2 separate regions of the Mus musculus genome follow, and region 1 is linked to region 2. The links are chromatin loops, found by intact Hi-C in ENCODE. Cell type or tissue: gastrocnemius. All regions are shown on one strand. Links, peaks and the distances in the headings refer to the core of each region. The heading gives the core; the rest is flanking DNA. Region 1 holds the start of Ube2d3 (ubiquitin-conjugating enzyme E2D 3). Region 2 overlaps Manba (mannosidase, beta A, lysosomal).

Evidence for each region. Hi-C counts contacts between places; a loop is a spot of excess contacts. Peaks named below come from ENCODE experiments on the same cell type or tissue, not always from the same donor. Only the 100,000 strongest peaks of a DNase experiment are listed, where the experiment ranks them.
Region 1: it touches region 2 in a loop (2.1-fold over the local background); 2 of 42 quality-filtered maps call a loop at or near these places.

What each region holds. Positions count from the first base shown.
Region 1 is chr3:135,432,421-135,441,796 of GRCm38, forward strand. Ube2d3 (ubiquitin-conjugating enzyme E2D 3) reads left to right here and starts at 6,706. Exons shown (of 7, transcript NM_001356597.1): 1 at 6,706-7,378. The coding sequence starts at 7,355. 4930539J05Rik (RIKEN cDNA 4930539J05 gene) reads right to left here and starts at 6,245. Exons shown (of 3, transcript NR_030689.1): 1 at 6,001-6,245; 2 at 4,115-4,182; 3 at 3,800-3,986. In gastrocnemius, for the core only: no CTCF peak of the experiment used is centred there; DNase peaks (open chromatin) are centred at 5,807, 6,287, 6,623, 6,896 and 1 more place; H3K4me3 peaks cover 4,474 bases; H3K27ac peaks cover 4,704 bases.
Region 2 is chr3:135,500,917-135,510,428 of GRCm38, forward strand. Manba (mannosidase, beta A, lysosomal) reads left to right here. Exons shown (of 17, transcript NM_027288.3): 2 at 5,993-6,087. Among named protein-coding and RNA genes, the nearest start is that of Manba, 20 kb to the left of the region's middle. In gastrocnemius, for the core only: a CTCF peak has its summit at 4,812 (motif pointing left); a DNase peak (open chromatin) is centred at 4,824; H3K4me3 peaks cover 1,155 bases; H3K27ac peaks cover 4,091 bases.

The DNA.
Region 1 (9,376 bases), core at 1,377-9,376, 68 kb before region 2:
GGGCTCATTTGGCTTACAAGTCCAGGTTATAGTTAACACTGTAAACATACAGGTTGAAAGAAATGTACTTATAAGAAATGTACCTGAAAGCATGAGTGTGGGCTTCTCAAAGACTCTCCCATCACACTTCCATATATCCTTTACAAGGCTATCATAGACATATTTTATGAACGAAATCCAATCAAGCCTTTTTTTCATTTAAAAAAAAAGGTCATCACATCCACTTCAGAACTCAAGATTGAATCCCACATTGCAGTCTTGTCTCGAGGGTGCATGTACACGACTGCATATATAGGCACACACAGCAAAATACTTACTGCTTCCCAAACTTCCTAAGTCATCTTGATACTCTCACTGTTTATTTATCTCCTATGAACTTTCCCTTTTTTTGTTTCCAGCTTTGTCCTACTTTTTCACTTAATGACAACTTTTTTTTTCTCACAGACATATTCTCTGATTAACTCCCTTGGTTTAAGCCCAGGATAGTTCAATCTCTGTGCTAGGGAGATAAAGGCAAGCAGATCTTTGTGATTTGAGACCAGCCTGGCCTACATAGTTCCATTGATGGCCAGGGCTTTGTAAAAACCCTGTCTTTTAAAAAATAAAAATTTAAAAATTAAAAAAAGTTAAGATACATGAATACTATTCTGGCTAGAAACCGTTTGTCTGAGTCAGGCATGGTGATACATCCCTATAAAATCAGCACTCCAGAAGCAGATGCAGAAAATTCTTAACTTTTAGGCCAGTTCATAACATAATGACTTTGAGGTCAGCTTGAGCTACATAGTTAGGCCTAATCTTAAAGGAAACAAAACCAAAGAACCATAACATAACATTTCTTTCAAGAACCCCATGCAACCTATTCAAATGTATAAAGGTCACTGGGTGACAGTTATGGATAGGCACTTAACCTATTGGATCCCACATCAAAAGCTGTCTTGGATTATAAGTGGATTTGATGTTTTGTCTTTTTTATTTTTAAGGGTATGGGTATTTTACTTATATACATCTGTGCACTGCATGTATTCTGGTGCCTGTGGTTGCCAAAAGAGGGCATTTAATCCCATAGGCCTGCAGTTACAGATGGCTGTGAACCACAAAGTGGGTGCTGGGAATAGAACCCAGGTCCTTTGGAAGAGAGGCCAGTGCTTTAAACTACTGAACCATCTCACAATGGTTATTTTTAAAACAACCTCTGAGCTTGTTTTTAAAAACTGTACTTGTAAATAAATGTTGGCTGAACAGCAGAATAACTTTCAGATATAGGAACAATGTTATAGAGACAGTATTGCAAGCTAACAAATACAAAATAAGTTTTATGAAACAGTGAGTATAATAATGTAACAATGAATTCTGTGTTCTAAGGCAATAGTCCTGCTATGCTTGAGAAAAGAGGAACACAGTAATTAGAGTTTCCTAAAGAAACAGTGGAAATGGCTCTGACACTATCTTGGAGATCACAAAGTCCGAAAATATGCTGCTTAAATGATGAGCAAGTGGCAGAATTCAGCTGTAGTCTGAAGGCCTGGGGGGTGGGGGGGGGGGGTGAAGAGACTGCAATAAAAGCTTCCTAGTGAATCCAAAGGTCAGAAATCCAGAAGTATTGGTGTCCATCTGAGGGCCAGAGAAGGTGAATATAAGAAACAAATTTCCATTCCTCTGCCAGTTTATTTTATTCAGAATCTACATGGATTGAAATTTTCTTATTTGTGTTGAGGCCAGTCTTTGGTCTCAGTTCATTGATTCAAAGGATAAGCTTTTCCAAGAACATACCATGGATACACCAGAAATAATGTTTTACCAACCATGTGGGCATCCCTCTACCCAGTCAAGCTGAGTGTTCCATCAAGGTTGGGCATCATAGTATTTTACATATTGCTTTGGGGGCACTGTCCCTTCCCCAGACAAGGCCCTTGAGTAATATTTACTTTTCTTCTAACTGGACTACTCGATGAAATTAACAATATTTAAAATACTGATGAAGTGCTAATAAGTCTTGTATAAGATGGCAGTAAGAAAGGTGATTGCTTAATTGTGTGCACACACATATGTATAAGAAAGTATATTCATGCCAAAAAAAGGAAAAAAAGCTTTCTTGCTTCCATTTTCGTTTGCTGGGATTCCTTCACGAATAGTTTAAATGGGCTTGTAATGTTTTCCTTCCCACTTCTTTCTGCATACCTCATCTAGCCTGGCCTAGACCTCAGGAGTAGCCCAGGCCGACCTTAAAACTCACGATCCTCCCTTATTCCTAGGATTACAAGTGTGTGCTACTATATGCCAGCATTCTCTTCTGTTCAGTGCAATTCTGTTTCATTGATGAATAACCTAAATCAACTGGAAAGGATCTGGGTTGCTTGTTTTTGAATGTTATGATTTAACTACTATGAACATTTATATATATGTTTTGTATGGAGAAAAACACTATTTTTTAATCACAAAGATTTGTGCATGGCTCATTACAGCCTGAACCCTACCAATTTAATGTCAAAATACTGTTCTCAACATGAAGCACAGCTTCCGTTTAAAAGCAATGCCATTCCATAGCCCAGGTTGGCTCTAGCTGGTGCGCTCCTTCCTCCGTTCCCCAGTGCCAGAATTAGAGGGATGACACCACGCCCAGCCAAATACAACTCCCTGAAGGAAGTTCACTCAACCTTACAAAATGATATTTTAAATTAGAGTATAAAATTAGTTGTATTTTTATGAAAACCACATATTTGTTTCACTTAGGCTTCAAATCACCTTTTTGCAGGATATGCAAATGAACTTCAAATAGAAATTCATATAAATACTTTATTCTGTATATGGTATATATTGAGTAAGGGTACACTTTTTTTTTGTTTTAGACAGTGTAGTCATATATGCTGGCCTCAAATTTTTATGGTATGAATGTTTTACCTACGTGTGCGTGTGTGTGTGTGTGTGTGTGTGTTTAATATGTATTTCTATCTTACATGCATACCTGTTGCCCACGGAGGCCAGAAGGCATCAGATCCACTGGAACTGGAGTTACTGATGATTGTGAACCACCATGAAGATGCTGGGTACTGAACCTGGTTCTCTGGAAGAGCAACAAGAGTTCTTAACTCTTCATCCATCTCTCCAACTCCTGTCATCAAACTCTTAGGTTCTGCGTCTACCTCCAAAGGTTGGGATTACAGGCCTTCAATTCTATGCCCAGTTAAAATTCTGTATCTTATCTTTTCCTAATCACTTTGCATGTCTTCAACTAATGATGTAGGAGATAAACACAGAGTATTAGCCAAACCTACTTTTCATGTGTGTAAGTTTGTATCACCACATTACAATTCTAATAAATACTAGACACACCATTTACCTTATCATCAATTCAAAGTTTGGGTCTTTATTAACCAACTAGACCCTACTGTGTTTTATTTCTTCAGTTAGGGTCTTACACATCTCAAGCAGACCTTGAACTAGATACAAGGTAAGGAGACACTCCAACCCCCAGCCCCACTCAACTTCAAGTGCTGGGATTATGGCTGTGCGGCTCCATTCCTGTTCATAGGTGCTAGGAACTGAACCTTGGGCCTCATGCATGCTAAACAGACACTGTACCAATTGACCTATAGTCCTAGACCTAGTATAGTGTCTATTAAAATTACTCATACCATGTTTGCTTTTCTTTAAAACTGACTACTTCCAATGTCTCACTCTAGAGTATGAATTTCAGTGTATGTGAGGGTGTTTTCACATATGAAACATTATTTTGAGCAGGGTCAACAGCTCTACTGAACTGCCCACATACTTTTAGATATAAGAACTCTGACCACAATTTTTCCCAGTTTGCTGTGCTTTATTGCATAGCAGTAAAGTTTTAGTGTACTTCTTTGTTGAAACTTGTTAGATTAGGGCAACAGGAACTGGTTTCTTTGAAGGTTACTTCATTGTCCTCCCTGTATGTTGAGTTTCTAGTTGGTAGGTTCCAGTTAGGTTCCTCACTAATCTGTGCACCCTGGCTTCTGAAAGTACAAAACAAAGGGGAAAAGAAGCCAAACAAACGAATTCAGCTGTCAATTTAAAACACAAATAGAAAACTTCGTGTTCTATAAGACTCAGTCCAGTAAGTACTCTGAAATTGAATACTTACATTCAAATTCCACTTCTCCCACTTAATAGCTCTGTCCCCTTGGTGTAATAGCAATCTGTGCCCAGTTTCTTCATTTGTAAAAGAAAACAAGTGTCATGCCCGGCACATAATTTTCATAGATATAATCTATTTTATTATATATACATATATTTCAAAATGTTTCATATTTCTCTCTGGCCAGTTAAATAGCTGAGTTGTGACTGATAGCAAGGAGGAGCAGCAGTGTGTGTAGGGGGTAACAAGAACAAAGTGTGACATATACATGACACTGTCACAGGGAAACCCATTATTTGTACGCTATCTTAAAACAGCATTGATATAACCAGTAACAGCCTACAGTGTCCTTTCACATTATGACATTTAAAACACAGCAACTCAGTGACAAAGGGCGGGCATTATTACATCTAACTTGGTGGTGAAGAAACAAAACTATAATATGTGGAACCAGACCACTATCATAAATAGAAAGCCGTAAGCAAGAACTCAGATCTGGGGTTCTCCTCCCACCCCCATGCTTAGCTCTTTGCTTTGTGTCTACTGGTTAGCCAGGAGAGAACAATGGGCTGTTCAGGGAGGAGAAAGTCAGAGGTGTCCCGTAGGGCACGAGGTAAGTACTGAGGGTTTACTAACTCAGAAAATGGTTCTGATGAAGTAATCTCTATCACTTGGCTGCTTGTTGTAAGTATAATCTCGGGCCTACTAAATAAAATCAGCATTTTAAACAAGACTCCAGGTGGTTCCTATGGCGAGTAGCTGAGGCAGCTGCATTCCGTTAACTGCTCCAGTGATATTACCTATGGTATACACCGTCACTCTTCGGCTATACATTGACTTTTATCATTTTACTTGCGGAATATTGCCTGCAACAGGTTCTCAAAATTCAAATTATTTCCACGTAGTCCTGAAGGACCTCCACTTTAAGTAGGGTCGTTTAAGGATGCTAGAAAACCTAAACATATTGATCTTTTTGAATGTCTTTCAAAAGTTAAAGTCTTACTTTTTACCCAAAGAGTACTCTCGATGACAAACGGCCCTCTACATTTTATGCAGGGCAGACTAAAACAGGGCAGTGGCACACTTAACAGATCTCACCCCCAGGATTTAATCCAGACCGATTCCCTAGTATTTTGTCACTTTGGGGCTCAAAAACTGAAACAGCAGAAGGAAAAGACGATTCTAGGATATTCCTCTTGCGGTTCCATACCTAAGGCTCTACCCAATCCGATCACAATAAAGCTGTATTGTTAAGGCTATGCAAACGCAGAACCCTGCAGGCCGCTGCTCTCAGATTGGCCCCTCGGGGTTAACAACGCGCATGTGTCCGCACTTGGCGGTGCGATCAGCACTCAGCCTGGATCTTTTAATTTGCTGTTCCTAATTTGAGGGGAGCTTCTTCGCGCTGCTCAGCCCTCTCTGAGGAGCACGGGAAGAAATCTCCATCACCTGGGCCGGCAGAAGCCGTGAACCGGCTCCACCTTGACTAAGGCATCTAGTCACCCCGCGGCCCCGCCCACAGCACCTCCCCGATTGGACGCCCGGGGGAGGGCCGTGTCGGCGCGCGACGGCCGGCCGGTCGGGGGAATTCCATTTCCTCCCCCGCCCACTAGCATAAGCACTCAGGGGCGGTGCTTCCCTCGCAAGACCCGCCCAGTAAGAGCCCAGGGGGGGGGTTGCCGGCGCATCTCGCGATAACTTGCGGATTTGGGGGCGGGTCCCGAGCCAGGAAGAGAGCACAAAACTGCCCTTAAGTCATTGCAGACCCGGAGCTGCTGCGAGCCTGCCACGAGGTTCTCGCGAGATCCGCCACCTCCATCCCAAGTGAGGAAACGGGGGGCCACTCAGGGAGGGGCGTGGGGCCTCGACCGCGCAGCTGCCGCTTCCATTACCTTCCTCCTAAGGTCTCCTTCCGGTTCTCGATGCTTCTCTGAATTTAAGGGTTTCCGCCACTCGCCTACCCTCCCCCTCAGCCCATGACCCGCCTCCGTCCCCCGCCCTCCCGGCCCGACCTCCGATCGCTTTAGCGAGAAGGTGCTGTTCCGACAGGGAGACGGCAAGCGGGCGGCACGTCCACTCGGCCCGAGCGAGGGAAGCAAACCGCTCCCCCCTGAACCCCTCGGCTCGCCCCGCGCTCGCGACGGCGGCGTTGGCGGACGGATACGCGGCGGTGAATAGGCGGGGGGAGGGGCGGAGCGTGGCAGCTGGCAGTAGTTCCGTCAGAGCGGACATCTTGTGGCTGTGCCGTGCGCGTGAGCCCCGTAGGGCCGGGGAGGCACCAGCTGCCGCGCGGGGAGGAGGCCGAGGCCGCAGCTCGAGGGAGGCCCCGGCCCTCTGTACGCGTGGGTGTGGACAGCTCGGGAAAGGGGAGGGAGACGGGCCGGGGCCGGCGCGGTGCCCGGGGGGCTGTGGGCGGCCCGAGCGGGCAGCCCTCGCGGCTGGGTGGGGTAGGGTGGGGAGAGGCCGGCGGCGGAGCCGGGGCCCGGCCGCAGGGGGAGGGGGCATGGGCGCGTCCTCGCGCCGGAGCTCCGCGGCCGCCGGGCGCGTGGTGGCGAGGTGGCGGGCGAGCGAGCGGGCGGGCGCGCGCACGCAGGAGCGCGCTGCGAGGCGGAGAGTACGGTGGTGTCAGGGGCGACCCAGAACAGCCCTCGCCGTGGGGACGGGAGCGCACCCGGGGCCCATTGCCTTGTGCTGGCTCGCTGTCCCTTGGAGCCGAAACCGAAAGGAGCCCGGCGTCGGTCCGGAGCCGCCCGCTCCCCTCCCCCTTGCCTTTCTCTGCCCGAGTGACGCCGGCCTAGCGCCGACTAGGCCCCGGCTCCTCCTCTGCCCGGCTCTGGACCCTGCCCCGCACCCACCCCTTTCTCCTCCGCCTCTTCCTCTCCCACCCGGGGCTCGTCTTCCTTTCAAGAGGCCGGGAAGTTAAACTTGTAACCACCTCTCGGCGCTTCCCGTCACCCTCTCGCCCTCTCTGGGGCGAAGCGCGGATCTCGGTAGCTGGTGGCTCCGCCACCCCGCCCCGCCCTGCCGGGATCGCGGCGGTTTTCAGGGTTCTGGAGTCAGCAGGGTTTCTCCGAGGCCCTGGCGAGTCGCTGACCTGCTCCGTTTTTGCAAAAAGGCGCCTGTGTCTGGCAGAGCCGGTGTGAGAAGAAGAGACAACCCTTCCCCGCCGCCGGGATAATCAAGAATTTTGGCCGGACCTTTGAGTACACCTCGGGATAGTGAGGAGCCCGGCGAAAAGCACAGACTATGGCGCTGAAACGGATTAATAAGGTGAGCAGTTTGGACTAAATGGTGCGGACAGGGTTGTGGGAAGAAAGGAGGCTTGGGGCCCAGAGGAAAAAAAGCGTGGGTCTGGTGGTGGATACAATTCTGAAAATACCTTTTCTTGGGTTAAGGAAAGGCAGGTGCACTTTGAAATGAGCTGTAAGATAGGGAACTGAATGGTTTGGGTAAGCGAAATGTTAGCTTTTTTCACTAGAATCTGTAAGTATGGGTGAGGGAGCGTGGCTATTAGGCTCCTCGGTTTTTTGCCTAAGAGTCAGGTTTGGGAAGTAGAATTGTGTACAGGCCCTCGGCTAATGTCATGGTGCTGCTTCCTAGTCTTGGTTCTTCAAAACTTATTACAGCTGCTAAGGCTTATTGGCATTCAAAAGAAAGGAATGTAACAGATGAAAAACGTTTTGTTCCAAACTTGACTGAGAGTCTGGGTATGACAAACATACCTCAGTTCGCTAAAATGTGGTGACGAAGTCTGTTCAGAAGCTTAACCAAATCTGGGCAGTTACACAAGAGTAAGTAGGGTTGGGAGGAGGTGGACCGACACTGTTGCCACTTCCTGTGTTGTGTGGTCGCTGCTCTCACCCGAAGCTATTTATCTGAGGCACTGGGAACCCTGTAAAAGCCTTCTGAAAGATCCTGGGGGGAGTGGGGGTTGACAGTGCAGGGAAACTGGATGGGGAGACTGTTTTTGCTTAAAACCCATCTTTAAGGAGGCTTGTTTGAGCAAATCGATATAGTTTGATAAGTTGTCAATTTAAGTTGGCAAGAACTAGAATTTTTTTCAGAAATATTTTGCGAGTGGATCCACCTCTCCGGTGGTTTAGTCTCATTTTCTTGCTCTAACTTCTATCCCGCATTTTAAGATGGCGGCTGCTTTAACTGGCTCGGGTTCTTTCCGGCATCTCCTTTTCTAACTATTTAAGATAATGTTCTCTGTTAGCGTTAAACGTTTTTTTATTCTGTTGTAGGGAGCTCTCACAGCCTCTGCCCCCAAGACTTAACCTAAATTCAAACTCTCAGACTAAGTTTCTGTGCGTGTGTGTGTGTGTGTGTGTGTGTGTGTGTGTGTGTGTTTTGTATTTGGTTCTTTCACAATCGAGAGGGTGGAGTATTTACAGCTAACTTGAAAAAAATGTTGTGCAGAATAAACTCAGTCTTAATAGAAAAGACAAAATGGGAAGGTTCGGTATTAGAAACTTTGGCTTAGTAACACAGTTTTTAAAGAGTTCTGTGGAAAGGAAGGCAAGGACTTAAAATGACTGGTAGGATCTAATACTACTTTATTTGTAGTTATTTAGTATGTATAACTTGATCAGTTTGATTGGAAAAGCTGTTCATGAAGTTAAGTCTAACCTGTATATATTGATGTTGAAATCTTAAATTCTGTCTCTGGGTAATCTTTGTAGTTTTATGCAAAACACTTAACTGTTTGTATTCTTGATGATAATGCAAAGAGAAAGAAAACCTTAGTATTCAAGACTTCAAATAGATAATAGAAGTTAACATTAAAATTATCACTTAGTGTGACAGTTTTGAGGGTCAACCTCACTTTTTAGAGATGCATTGTTGTGCTTTGCAGCATAACTAATATGGAGACTATAACATTCAGTGCTAATCAAAATTCAGATCTATAGCTTCTTATAAGTGTAAAACAGAACATTTTAAAGGGAGGTCTTACTGATTTTTTTCTTTTACAGGTGATACCCAGCTGCTCTGGCACCATTTTAATGACTTAAAAGCTCTAGCAAGGCAGTAATGGTTAAGTGTAAACATTTGTAGTAAAATAACATGAGATAGAATCAGGCTCTAAGCAAGTTTATCCATTTGCCTAATCTATACCAGGAATTTTTCTATATACTGGGATGGCAAGGGAAAACAGATTTTACAAGTTTAAAGAATTATGTATTGATACTTCACAGGTAAATTTTCTTATATTCGAAAACTTGATGTACCAAATGGCTGATTCAACCTGATTTCAAGCATATCGGG
Region 2 (9,512 bases), core at 756-8,755:
ATGTGCAGAAGTGTGGTATATCCGGGTCAGCTGTGTTTACATTCTGAGAAGATGTCACAGTGGTCCCCACAGAGGCCACACCAATCACATCCTCACTAGCAAGGGCCGAGCACTTCTCATCCTCATATCCCCACCGGCATCTCTTTCTTCCACAATAGCTATACTGCTGATGTTCTAAAATTATTGGTTTTTTTTTAATTTTAAAAACTTATTCAAAGAAAGAGGAAAGGAGAGAGAGAGGAATGGGGAAGAGAGAGGAAAAGAGAGGGAGTGAGGGAGAGAGAGAAAGAAGAGAGAGAAGTGAATTTGAACATATGTGTGCCTAACCATGACATGCTGTCAGGGTCAGAGATCAAAGGTCAGTTCTCTCCTCCCACTGTAGATTCTGGGAACTGGCCTTAGGTTTTCCAGTTTGAGCAGGCAAGCTCTTTTCACCTACTGAGCCATCTTACCTCAAAGTACTTCTCATTTATGTCTGCATGGTTAATAAGGAGGCTAAACACTTCTAGAAACATTGTTAGTTGTTCATATTTCTTGTTTTGAGAACTCATTGGCAACTTGAAGTTTTGTTTTTTTTTTGTTTAATTTTTGTAGCTCTTTAGATATTCATCTATTAACTGCCCTCTGAAGTACAGCTGACAAAGGTTTCCTTCTTTTCTGTATGCTGTCTGCCCACTCTCTTCCGTTGCTGTGCATTTGCCTTTTAAAAACAAATTGGGTAACACTAGGTTCCTCTAGAGAGTTCAAGCAGAGAGAGCTTTATAGTAGGAACTTTCCTGGTGGCTCTGACCAAGAACCTGATATAAAGTAATTTAGGAGGATTTCTTTTGGAATTACAGTTTGTGAGAGTGGAGTCGATGGGTTAGGTGCGGGGCAGGTATGGCAGCATTTATGGGGCAGGAGTAGGGGTGGCTAAGCATCCCTTCACATGGGCTGGCCAGGACTCAGAGAGCAGAGAACACAGAGGCTGGTTGTCTTTCTCCTTTCCCTCTTTTGATTCAGGCTGCTGCAGACCATGGTGTGGTGCTGTTCACATCCAGGGTGGCTCTTCCCTTATAAACCCGCCCTGTTTGGGGTCTCTCTCACAGCTCCTTGAGTTTTGGAGTGTTCTTTCTTACATTTCTATTTCTCTCTGCCAGCTAGTGCACCAATGCAGCGTTTTCTGTAAGCTGCACAAGTCAGCGCCAGGCCCCATTGTGACCAGGTCTGTTGGGCTTGGTGTGCTGCTTCCAGAAACTCAGCTACTCTCTGCCATGTGTGTGTGAGCAGCGGCCCTCCGGGTTTTAGGATGAGCTCGGAACAGAGTGCTTGCAAGGTATTTATGGACACCGGAGAGCCAGGGTGTAGACAGCAGGACTACCACACAAAGTGACATTGGAGACTCTGCTCTCAAGCCATCATGGTTCAACTTTTCATTTGGTTCAGGCATGGGAGATTCTGGCATACAAAGTCTTGACACTGACACCTCAGAGGTCTATATCCTGGCCCTGTGTGACATCTGCTAGTGCCTGGAATGACAAGAGCCTTTCCATTGTGTTTGTAGCTAAATTCTGCCACCTTCCCTACTGTGCAATAAACCTTAAAAACTAGAGTTTTGTTTTGTTGTTGTTGTTGTTGTTTTAAAGAAAAGATTGGAATAGGGCTGACAAGATGGCTCAGTGGGCAAACATGATTTCTACCAAGGCTAACGACCTTAAGTCAATCCCTGAGACCCACATAGTGGGAGGAAAGAGTCGCTTCCTATACATTCTCCTCTGGCTCCATACGTGAGGCCTGGCACTTGGGTCCCCCTCCCCCATCAGTAAAATGGAAAAAAAAAGTTGGAATTGTATAAGTGGGAGAAACTAGCCTGTAAATTCTCTTCATGTGAGAAAACACATCTAGCATGATTGCCTTCTTGGGCTTCCCTCGTAGCTTCCTGCAAGGAACACAGACACAGGAAGGAGACCCAAGCCCTGCTGCCCCCGCTAGCCCTGGGGTGCAGTGTGTTGACGTCCTTGGCTGAGCTGCCCTCGAAGCTTGCTAGTCTTTTTCTTTCATGATATTTTTAACCATCTTGGTTTAAGTCCACAGTGCGGAGTTATAAATAGGGCTGAGTGAAGACATTTGGGCAAGTTAATAACTGGGCTTCTCTTCCAGCCTGAGTTCTTAAATATTTATTCTGTGTTTCTTCACCGGGGCGGCTCAGAGCAGCAGAAAGGGAAGCAAGGTAGTTGGGACTTCCACACACCAGTTGACAGCGTCTCACCCCGAAGCACAACTTAAAATACAAATCTGTTTCGTAGCTTTAAAGCTCACCTTACTCTCTCCCGAGGTGGCTTATCAAGCTACCCTAGTTAGGAACGATGTGTGGCAGGTTGAAACCTTGATGGCAGTGTACTCCCCTGGAGTCATTATGATGCTGCTTCATGGGTGGGAAGCCTGGACAGCTGCCCAGATGGTCACTACCAGTCAAACACGGCCATTCCACTCTCATTGCAGAGGATCATGGACAACACTGGCTTTTTCTTCTACTCCTGGAGTTACTGCCCTCCAGGAGATGACATCCAGCTCTATCTTAGGGGTTCTGTTGCTGTGATGAAACACCATGACCAAAGCAACTTGGGGAGGGAAGGGTTTATTTTTTGACTATGCTTCAGTATTACAGCTTACCATCCAAGGAAGTCAGGTCCGGGACTCAAACGGGGCAGGAACCTGGAGCCGGAGCTGAATCAGAGGCCTTGGAGAAGTGCTGCTGACTGACTTGCTCAACGTGCCTTGCTCAGCCTGCTTTATCATAGAACCCAGGACCAACAGCTCTGACCCATTTCCACCCACAATGGGTTAGGCCTTCTCCCACTAACCACTAAGAAATAATAAGAAAATGCCTTACAACCTAGTCTTATAGAGCTGTCTTCTCCATTGTGACTCCTTCCTTCTTGTTTGTTTTATTTTTATTTATTTATTTGTTTGTTTATTTTTGGTTTTTTGAGACAGGGTTTCTCTCTGTAGTCATGGCTGTTCTGGAACGCACTCTGTAGACCAGGCTGGTCTCAAACTCAGAAATCTGCCTGCCTCTGCCTCCCAAGTGCTGGGATTAAAGGCGTGCGCCACCACTGCCCGGATTGTTTTATTTTATTTTATTTTATTTATTTTTTTTAAGATTTATTTATTTATTTTATGTAAGTACACTGTAGCTGTCTTCAGACACTCCAGAAGAGGGCGTCAGATCTTGTTACAGATGGTTGTGAGCCACCATGTGGTTGCTGGGATTTGAACTCCGGACCTTCGGAAGAGCAGTCGGGTGCTCTTACCCACTGAGCCATCTCACCAGCCCTGTTTTATTTTTTGAGACAGTCTTACCTAGTATCTCTGGATGCCCTGGGACTCATGTAGACCAGGCTAGCCTCAAACTCAGAGGTGCACTGGCATCTGCCTCCCAAGTACTCTGATTAAAGGTGTACAGCACCACACCTGGCTGAAGTTCCCTCCTTTCAGATGACTCTAGCTTGTGTCAAGTTGACATAAAGTCGTCAGCACACACATCCTGAGTCACAGTCTACTGGAACTGAAGCAGAAGTGTAGAAGGAGGAATGCCACTTAACTGGTTTGCTCCTCGTGTCTCTCCCAGCCTACTTTCTCATATAAGCAGGACCACCTGTCTAGGGATAGCACCGCCCACAGTGGGCTCAGTGCTCCCACATCAATCATTAATCAAGACAGTACCCCACAGACCTTCCTAACGGCCTCTCCGATAGAGGCATTTCCTCATTTGTGATCCCTTCTTCCTAGCTATGACTAAGTTTGTGTGAGTTTATGTGTACCACCCATCTCCAGGAACCTACAGAGGCTAGAAGAGGGCTGGAGATACAGGTGGTTGTGAGCTGCCTGATGTGGCTACTGGGAACCAAACTTGGGTCCTCTGCAAGAGTACTAAGAACTATTAACCGAGTTCAAGGCCAGCCTGGTCTACAGAGTGAGTTCCAGGACAGCCAGGGCTACACAGAGAAACCCTGTCTCAAAAAACAAAATAAAACAAACAAACAAAAACTATTAACTGTTGAGTCTTCTCTCTAGCACCAGTGGAATAGGTCTCAAAGGGAAAAAATTGGTGCTACAGCAACTGATTGGCTTGGATAATAGATTTATATAAATCATTCCTCTTTGTATTATAGTCGGGGTCACTGTGACTTTGCTATCGGCTATGTCAACAGCCCAGGAGGGCTACAAAGCTTGGCTCCTTGTCCTTTAAAAAAACGGATAGATTTAATTTTTTTATTTTATTTGCATTAGTGTTTAGTGTGTGCCCAGTGCCCAGGGAGGCTGGAAGAGGACCTTGGATCCCTTGGAAATGGAATTACAGATGATTGTGAGCCACCAGTTGAATGCTGGGAATCATATCCTGGTCCCCCGAAAAAAAAAAAAAAAACCAAGTGCTCTTAGCTGTTGGGCTACTTTCCAGGCATTGTTCCATTCAGCTTTTACGATGTTGCTGGGGAATCAAACTGAGATCTTTAGACCTTTGCAACAGTGCTTTGCCTGTTGGTCCATATCCACAACTCCTAGTAAGTCTGTCAGCGCTTGGCCCTTGACTGGCTGCCACACAGAATCAAGCCCACGGGCTGCAGTTTGCTAACATGGATAATCCAGGAAAGCTGGATCCTATGAGTGTGGCAGTGAGTGTACTTACTGCCTGTGTGGTCTCTACTCAGCCCCCAGCAGCGCTCACTTAGAAAGCGTAGTGAAAAGTAGGTTGGAAATGCTTAAGGTCTCCAAGGAATGGGAGTTTCTGCTGAACTTTGGGCAGTAGAGGGCAGGAGATGTGCTGCCCCCTGGAGGCTATCCGGGGTAGTGGAAGCAAAGAGCAAGAACTGGGCCCTGGGAGAGAAAGGAAACGTGTCCCAGGGCGGTCAGATTTTATTTACTGCCAGGACTTTGGAGGTTCTATGTTTGGCTTAAAAGAGGCAGCCAGAGTCTCTTGGAGACCGTTCAGTGGGTGAAGGCGCTTGCTGCCAGGCCTGATGGCTGAGTTCAGTTCTCGGACGCCACACAACGGAAACGCAGAACTGATTCTCCCACCGAGTCCTCTGACCACCCACATAGGTGCTGTGGAGTGTTGCCCTGCTAATTAAGGTCAAAGTCTACCATTGTCCAGATAGCCTTCTGAGCTCTCACAAAATGGTGGACTCTCTTTACCAGCAGGGCTTCTCCTTCTCTGACCTTCTCCGGAGAGTTCAACCCCCACCCCGGTCCCCCATCTCCCCTCTATCTGTGGAATGTCTTTGGTTAGATTACAGGTTCAGCTTCCTTTCTCCTGATAAGAACTGGATCGGCAAGCACCTGAGATTCCTGGGATGCCTCTCTAGGCTAATGAGGCGGCTCAGTTTAGCCTTCAGCCAATGACCTTTGTCCATCCTGGATTTTCCTACTCCTTTCCCCTAAACTATCTAACCATTGATTCACCCCTAAAAACGTTGGTCTGTCTCCCTAAAACTGATCCTGGAATGACTTCATTTTCTTTTGTACTCACAGGCCATCCAATACCCTGTTCAACCACTCTGCCCACTTCGTCCACGTGGGCCGATGGCCGATGGCCCTGGGGAGAAGGGAGACCCACGGTGGTGCATGCCTGAGCACTCTCACACATATAAACAAATATATAATAAAAAACAATCAATACAAAGGGAGCCGGTATCTATCTCCGGACACGTTCTCTGATAATGAGTATTATTTGTACCGCAGAGCTCTTTCATTTCACGCATACTGTTGGGAATTTTCTCCCACATCCTCGTCGTTTTACAGCACTGGGCACTGTTCTCGGGGCCTTGCATATCCCACCACTGGGCCGTATCTGCAGCCTCTGATCCACAGCCCACATTCTCAGTGTTAATCGTCTGACTTTCCTAGGCCAAGAGTTCATTAATTTTTAGGTGATCAATAGTCATTGTTTGTTACCTATTTCAATTGTTTATTTTTAGCATATTTGGCTACCATGTTTATCTTGTACCAACAGGATCCTTACTACAGATTTAATGACCTGAACTATAGATGGATTTCCTTAGATAACTGGACCTACAGCACGGAATTTAAAATCCCCTTTAATCTCAGGTATGTATATTTTTATATATACTATACTAATATACTACATCCATATATACTATATATACTATGTCCATATATACTATAGTATATATACTATGCCCATAGATACTATGTACTATATAGTATATTATAGGGCTGGCAAGATGGCTCAGTGGTTAAGAGCGCCGACTGCTCTTCCAAAGGTCCTGAGTTCAAATCCCAGCAACCATGTGGTGGCTCACAACCATCCATAATGAAATCTGATGCCCTCTTCTGGAGTATCTGAAGACAGCTACAGTGTACTTACATTAAATAAATTTTTTTAAAAGTATATTATATATACTATATTATGTATACTATGTGCTATATACTGTATTATGACAAGATTTTCATTTATGCTTTATGTCTGCTTAGGTTGTATATCAATCAGAGTTAAATCAGATTAGACTTTTGTGTTATCGAAGTGACTGTGTAATTTATTTTTCATTTTATATGTGAGGATGGGGCCACTGCTCATCAGTCATGACATTGCGTTTTAGGGAATAATTGCTCTAGTGGTTATACTGAAGTCACCTAAATCCCATTTTATATAAATGCCCTGGACTTCCCCAGTGTCTTGGAGAATGTATTGATGTATTGATCAGCAGTACTTTTTGTGAAGTTATTCTGTGTGTGTGCATGTGTGTGTGCGTGTGTGTATGTATGTGTGTGGCCAAAGGAGAAATGCCAGGCGATTTAATCAATTACTGTCCACTTTGCTTTTTGTTTCTCTGAACTTTGAGCTCTCCAATTTTGCTAGACTGGTCAATGAGTCGCAAGGGTCCTCCTGTCTCTGCCTCCCCCGTTCTGGGCTTGCCGGCAAGTGCTGCTGTGCCTGTGCCCATCGTTTATGTTGGTCTGTAAATTGTGCTCAAATTCTTCTGCTTCCATGGCAAGCGAGCACCTTACTGACCAAGTTATCTTCACAGGCTCCCTCGCCACCACAGTGCTTGTGTGTGTGTGTATATGTGTGTGTGTGTGTGTGTGTGTGTGTGTGTGTGTGGTGTGTGTGTGTGTGTGTGTGTGTGGTGTGTGTGTGTGTTGTGTGTGTGTGTATGTGTGTATGTGTGTGTGTGTGTGTGTGTGTGTGTGTGTGTGTGTGTGTGTACGGGGATGGTACTAGGATCTGAGCCTAGAGCCTTAGGCATTGAAGCACGTTTCCCCCATCTACAGTGTTGTTAGTGCTATACAACCATTGATACTGTCAATCCCGAGATTCTCTGGAGAAAAACCAATTCCACCATTTTGGGCCAAATTTGAAGCAAGCTTTATTAAATATTAAGTACTGACTAAGAGATGGACTTTGGTCAAGGCCATTCCTGGAATTTCCAAGCTGAATGGCCCTGAGACACTGTTGCAGGGGTTTATAAAGACAAACCCATAGGCCACCATACTTTCCCATGAGGCTTTTGTTATAAGAACTACAACTCCCAGCATTCCAGGAGGTTACTTGGTCCTTGGGCAGGGGAAGCTTACAGGTTAATTTTGGTAATACAAAACTATGACCTTAACCTTACTCATGTGGCCATAAAGAAAACTACAAGTATTGCTTTCAGCAGTGTTCTGTTATCATAAGAAAATATTTCTAGGCGAAGCAGACTGTAAGCAAGTATACAAGCCACCATTATTACTAAATTTGAACAATTTTCTTGTGTATGATTTTTTTTGTTATATTACTTATTATCGCTTTAAAATCTAAAGCCACAGGATAGGGTAAAGAGCCCGTTTAGTGTGCATAAGACCCTGGGTTCAACCCTCAGTGTTGAAAATGAAGCCAGAATATTACGATCAATATATTAGGAGAACCATGCCACATGGTAGTCCAAGTGGTGGTGCAAGCTACTGCGTGTCAGGCTTTTCTTTCCAGATAATGCTTAAAATATTTCTCACAAGAATCCTGTCTCCCACTACATAGTGAGTTCCAGGTTACTCTGGGCTCCCTGAGACTGTCTTAAAACAAAACAAAAGAAAAACAAATAGCACAAAAATCCCAGACAAAATCCCATTTCCCTTTGAACATAGCACATCCCAAATCCAGCCAGCTGACATCCCTACTCAAGTAGCTTACATCCCAATAGCCCATTGCTCTTCTTCATGTAACACAGGTGCCTCTTCCCAAGCTTGTGCCAAGGGATGTGGATTTGCCGCCTCGATCTTTCTCCACTGCCTTCTCCCATTATGTCTAAGTTTGCCTGGCATTTCTCTTAGTAGAGCCTCCTCACGTTCCGGTTTTGACTTTACCCAGAAACTGCAGAATCCAGTGTCTTGGGTTTGCCTTTTAGTCTCTGATGGTGTGAGAAAACATTACTTGCTTTTCCTCAGGAAGAGAAAGCCTGTTTCATGGCTTCATAAAGGAAATACTGGCTTCACTGCGTACCTGTGACACTGGCCCCACCACCCCTGGCCCTGCCATGGACCCCCAACTTGTTCAATTTCTCCTTCTCAGCAACTCAGCCCAAATGATGTGTCTGAATAAAGAGTCTGTCTTTAAAGTAATTGACACTATTAGGGCTTTGTATGGTGGGGTGGCATGGTTCTCTGAGACCCAGACTCTTCTACTTATCTTAACAAAAACAATTTTATTGAACTCTGATCTTTATAACATGAAATTTGCTTAATTTAAAGAACAATTCCATGGCTTTTAGTATATTCAGAGTTTGGCAGTCATCACCATTATCCTGTTTTTTTTTTTTTTTGGTTTTTGTTTGTTTGTTTGTTTTGTTTCAACTTGATGCATACCGGAGTTATCTAAGGGAGAACCACAATTGAGAACCACAATTTCTTTCTCTCTCTCATTCTCTCTTTCTTTCTTTAGTTTTTTGAGGCAAGGTTTTTATTTGTTATAGCCCTGGCTGTCCTGGATTCAATTTGTAGACCAGGCTGGCCTTGAACTTACAGAGGTCTGCCTTACTCTGCCTCCCTGCTAGGATCAAAAATCATGCGCTATCACAGGTAGATGTGGTGTAAGAAAATGTAGGACACTTTCATATATGTATATATATATATGAAGCAGCGTTCTTCTAAGGCGTCTGCTTCCACTCCTGCCTCCAGAGCCTGCCTTCGCTTCCCTCACTGGTGGAGAGTGACCTAAATTGTAAACTGAGATTACCCCTGCTTCCCCAAGTCACTTTTAGTCATGGCATTTTTTTTTTTGTCTCAGCAATAGAAGCCCTAATTAAATCAGCCATCATCAGTTACTCATTAGTTATCATTTCCCGTTCCCATTCACTGTTCCTATCCCAGCCTAGACAGTCAGTAACTAACTCACTTTCCATCTGTAGATGGGATGTAGCACTGCTAACTGATGGAGCACATTAGAGACATTGGTCCTTTATCAAGGCTTCCTTTGATTAAACAACCACAGTACAGCAGTGTTCATCATGATTTAGTTCCTTGTTACTGATGAAAAATAT